2 separate regions of the Homo sapiens genome follow, and region 2 is linked to region 1. A link is a loop called in an ENCODE intact Hi-C map of the cell type or tissue named here. Cell type or tissue: IMR-90. All regions are shown on one strand.

Region 1 (2,500 bases):
GGATAGAGAAGAGGTCCAAGAACTTTCCAGGGTTGTGTCACAGCTCAGAGCTTGAGGAGACATAGAAAAACCAGCACAGGGTCTGCGAGGGCGTGACCAACATAGTAAAAGGAAACCAAGTGGAGTCCTAGAAGCCAAGTAAAGAAGGATGGAGTGATCAGCTGTGTCAAAAGCTGCTGGGTCAAGTAAGATGAGGACTGAAAATTGACCAATGGATTTAGCAACATGAGATTCATTGATAACCTTGGACAAGAAAAGTTTTGGTGGAGTGATGAGGACAATAGCCTGGCTGGAGTGAGTTCAGGAGGGGATGGGAGAAGAGGCAGCAGGGATAACCCATTCTTGAGAGGAGATTTGCTATAAAATGGAGCAGATAAGTGGTGTAGTAGCTGGAGGGGTCACAGAGTCAAGAAAGAATTTTTCAAAATAGAAGAGGTATTACAACTTGTTGATATGTTGATCTAAACGATCCAGTAGAGAGAGGAAAAAGTGATGATGATGCAGGAGAGAGGAGAGATTATTAGTGGAGCAAAGGCCTTGCATACGAAAAAGGGATGATATCTAATATATAAGTGGAGGGGTTGGTTTTGGATAAGAGCAGGGACAGTTCATCTACGGTAATGGGGGGAAGGCAGCGTGTGAGGTACAGGTGCAGATACATGGGTGACGATGGTGCTGGGAGAATGTGGAAGTTCTCTTCTGACTGCTTGTATTCTCTCGGATAAATAAGAAGTGGGCTCTTACTGGGTATCCCAACAGATTGGTGTCTGAGAGAGCAAAAGAGTAGCTAGACGAGGCTTACCAGGCAGAAGTAAGGGTCCACTTAAAGTTAGCCGCCGTGAATGGGAATGTAAAATGTGTCTGTTTTCCTCCAGCTGTATTCCACTGCATGGGTGCAGGCATGAAGTAGACAGAATGTTACATTTTAAAAGGAACAACAATTTTGCCAAAGAAGGGAGGAAGGAGCCAGGGAGTTTGAAAGTGTATGCAAAGGAGAGATTCTAATCATGGAACACTAAATGTCAGCTGGAAAAGGAGGAAAGGGCATGAGGGGGATGAGGAGATTGGAATGGTAATGAAAGCAATGAATCATAGGTCCCAGTGGGGCCAAGTCAGAGCTGGCACTAGTCCACAGAGTGTCTTGAGTGAAATAGATAAATGCTTCCCCTCTAGGTGACGCAGTCCTGCAGTTATGCAAAGAAAAAGCTGCCTCTTCCTTTGGGTGGATGAAGCCATGAGCCAGGCAGAGAACACAGTGTCATTCCTAGAACTTGAGGTGGGTTTCAGGGCCTACTTGTCCCTTGGCCAAGGACTTTTGTGCAATACACAAAATGCACAACTGTTCATGACAACTTGAGTCAAAGAACTGTTTGGGCCAGGTACTAGAGGGTTGAGCTATAAGACAGCAGGGGTGATTTTAGAGTGGGAAGATGAAATTAACATTGTGAGAGTGTTGCAGTCATTGGTCATGGATGGTTATAAGGTATGAGTGTCTGTGATAGCTGGGAGGACAAGGTCATTGGAGGAGAGATGGGTCAAGAAACAGAAAAGTCCAAATGTTGGAAGCAGTGTCATCATGACTACTGAAGCCACCAAGAAATATAACAGAAGAGCGTGGAAAGCAGTGCAGTGAGCCAGGGTTCAGTAGATAACTGTAAGGGAAGCTATTGCAGGATTGTAGGCTGATGGCATTTGCTTCAAAGCAGGCTTTTTGCAGAGGGTGGATGGACTATGGTCCCCAAGCAGCACTGAGGTATCAGAGAAGACCCTACCCCAGCCTCAGACTTAGTGGCATGAGGGATGGAGGAGAGGAAACATCCTCCACTTGGAAGGGCTATAGAGGAAGCAGTGTCCTTGCTGGAAAGCCGGCATCCGGTTACAGCAAGAAGGCAGAGGGAGCATTCAGGGGAGGCGGTGGATGGAAGTATTCTACCTCTGATGGACCATGAGATGGACCATGGATCACGAGATGAAGACTAGGGTCCTCATGGAGTTGTCTGGAGGTGAGAGTTAAGGGGTAAAGGATGATCTGGGAGCCCTGGGCTTCTTGGTGTGATGGACATAAGCAGAGTAAGGGGCTTGATGAAATAAGCTTTGATGGTCTGCAAGGCAGACTGTGGTCATAAGCCTGGGCATGTTGGGGTGGGAGTGTGTTGCATGAGCACCCAGAACACTGGGACCCCCTCTTTACTCCTGCTGATGGAGGCAGGGAGGCCAGGGGAGAGACTCTGTTATCCTTGATCTATGTCTGACAAATGACATTATCAGAAAAATGGTATGTCTTCCAATTATTCCAGTTCTGGTATTCCTTCACCTCAAGGTCTCCATCTTAATGAGAAGGGATATTCCCTCACTCGGACTGAGCACAAGTCAGTGATGTCCCAGAAGGCCAGGCTGACACTAGATTAAACTTCTGGAATTCCCATCCATGCAGCTGCTCCCAACCAAAAATTCCAACTGGAATGTCCAGCCTGATAGGCCCTCGTCCTGGCCACTTTCT
Region 2 (2,500 bases), 210 kb before region 1:
TTGGGGGTCTGGGTCAGGCAGTCGAGTGGCCACGCTGGCTGCTGATTCCTTCTGCCAAGGGGGTCCTTTAAGATTTAGTCTCTCTGTGGCCAATAAACTCATCTAACATCCAAGTCAGGACTGGGCCCCCTTCTGACCTATATATGACTGATGGCGGCCTAACTTTAGGGTCATAATTTGAAAAGAGACCCCCCCCAAAAATCAACTTTTGTGCTTTTTGAGTTCTTAAAATTTTTATTCCAGGAGAGGAAGTTAAACTCACAGGAACTCCCTCTTGAATGTCTAGGTTCTGGCCCCTGGACCACTCCATGTGGGGTTTGATGTTTGCTGAATAAAATCCTCATAACAACTAGTGTAGGGGTCCTCCAGCTTGCCCGCACATGAGAACCACCTGAGGTTCTATCCCAGACCAATTAGATCAGAACCTCTCGGGGCAGAGCCCAGGCCGTGGTATTTTAAAAAAGCTCCTCAGATGATTCAAATGTGCTGCTAAGGTTCCAGACCATTGAAGGGGGTAGGGTGGCTTCAGAGAATGCCGCCAAATGCCCTCATTGCCAAAGTGACAAGACTGAGCCCAGGGGAGGTGAAGTAACGTGTTCACTAGAAAGCACAGCTAGACAGAGGCACGCTGACCTCTGGAGTCCCAGTCTCTGAGGTGAGCCACCTTTGGAAGTGTTCTGTTGGTCCTGAATATGAGCTGAACTAGTGACTCTTATCCACGTAGCAGCAGCTATAGAAACAAAGGGCAAGCGCGCTCTAGGAAGTCTTTTAGTTCTATGAAGACTGTTGTGGTGTTTTCTCTCCTCTCTGGTGCTGTGGCTGAGCAGGGTGTCACCAGTGACCTGGGGAAGGATCCATGATACACTTAGAGGATTAGAGGCGACATGGGGGAGGGGGCGGGAGCCCTGATGACCGGCAGGATGGGGGGCTGGACATCACAGAGCTGGGAGTGAGAACACCCAGCTCTGTCTTCTCTTTCTGCTGTGGCTTTGCCATGTTCCCAGCCTCCTCCAGGTTTCCTTTTCCCAACTGCAAAAATAAGACTTCATTTACAGAATCTTAGGTTTACAAGGTGCTTCCAGAAGACGTGTGCTCTGGTCCTTGCAGCAGTGCTGTGAGGCAGAGGGAGCAGGAAGCTTCATCTCCATCTTATAGATGTAGCACAAACGTTGAGAAGCTTCACAGGCCTCACCATAGGGTGATAACATCTCAGAGCCCACTCCCATCCCATCCTCTAGCATTTTCTAGAAGTTTCCAAGACCTCATATGAGTTCTTAAACCAGTCTGTTGGTTTCAGACTCCAGGCACAACTCACCTATCCTTCCTGCCCAGCTTCTGGGACACAAGTCCTCACCCCTGCCCCTTGGCCCTCCCACATCCCCTGCAGTGTCAGTGCTGGGTGAGGGTCACTCGCCGGATGGTCCCAGGGTACGGAACTCCTTCTTGCCCAAAACCAGTGCTGCTCTTGGCCAGCCTGGCCTTGAGAGCTTTGCTTAGCAAGAGCCTCCTGAGCGTTCTCCCAGCTTCTGCTACTGACCCCGCTAGCCACCCAAGTCTAAGCAGTTTGATCATTCCTCCAAATTCCAATCTTCTCAACCCTTCATGCTCACCTTGACCTTCAGAGCTTCTGAGAGTTTGAACAGAGCCAATTGAGCCCCCCTGGTAAGTCTGGGGCACAGAATGGGGCTGGGGAGGGGCGTCAGCCACGCGAACAGAGCTGCCTGCCACTAAGGTCCTGTTACACAGAGGAGGAGACTGGGGCCCCACGTCACTGAGCCTGTGAGTGACCGGGTGAGAAAGGAAACCTCCACCTTCTGAACCCAGGCCAGTGCAGATGAGAGTCATACCCAGTCCAGGGAAAGGGAAAGCAGGCCTCCGAAAGAGCACATGCCAGTGCCTGGGGCTGATTCTGAAGGCCACCCTCTCCCCCAACGCCGGCCTTCAGGCCCAAGCACCCTGGGGCGCTCCCAGGCGCAGGTGGGCCATGGGCTGCCCGCATCCCCACCGCTAACAAAGGCCCCGCGCCCTGGCGGCCTCCCGAGGCCGGCGGCCTTTGAAGCGCACAGCCTGGATTATTTAATATAATGGAACAGTGCAACCTGACCCATCAGAGACATAAATTTCCAGGTGTTTTAAATTTGTTTTCCCCGTCAGAATGGTAAATGGCAGATAGTAAAATTCGGCACCAGGTCGTGGCTGTGGGTGCAGAGCTGGCCACAGGCTGAGCTCCTGCCACTCCAGGGTGGGCTTGGCGGCCTAGGCAGCCCAGGGTGCACCAGAGGTGGCCCCGTGTCCACGGACTACCCTGGACATGAGGCTCCGAAGCTCTGAAAAGGATCCTAGGCCAGGGCTGGGTGGGGATCCCGGGTCCTTAGTTTCAGAAGGAGTCTCAGGGTATCTAAGTCTTCTGGCCATGAGGGTCTCTCACCCTGACATCTGTGCAGAGAAACCAGCAGCCCCACGCCCCCTAGGTTAATTGAGGTGTGAGTGCCTGTAACAC

The links. A loop is a pair of places that touch in the nucleus more often than their neighbours do. Peaks named below come from ENCODE experiments on the same cell type or tissue, not always from the same donor. Only the 100,000 strongest peaks of a DNase experiment are listed, where the experiment ranks them.
Region 2: a loop joins it to region 1, with 2.2 times the contacts of the local background. A loop is called at or near these places in 1 of 110 quality-filtered maps.

The regions. Positions count from the first base shown.
Region 1 is chr2:45,127,470-45,129,969 of GRCh38, reverse strand. The region is part of intron 1 of LOC107985809 (a long non-coding RNA gene); the gene reads left to right. Among named protein-coding and RNA genes, the nearest start is that of SIX2, 120 kb to the right of the region's middle. In IMR-90, no CTCF peak of the experiment used is centred here; a DNase peak (open chromatin) is centred at 1,149.
Region 2 is chr2:45,333,952-45,336,451 of GRCh38, reverse strand. No RefSeq gene overlaps it. Among named protein-coding and RNA genes, the nearest start is that of LINC01121, 80 kb to the right of the region's middle. In IMR-90, no CTCF peak of the experiment used is centred here; no DNase peak of the experiment used is centred here; H3K27me3 peaks cover 327 bases.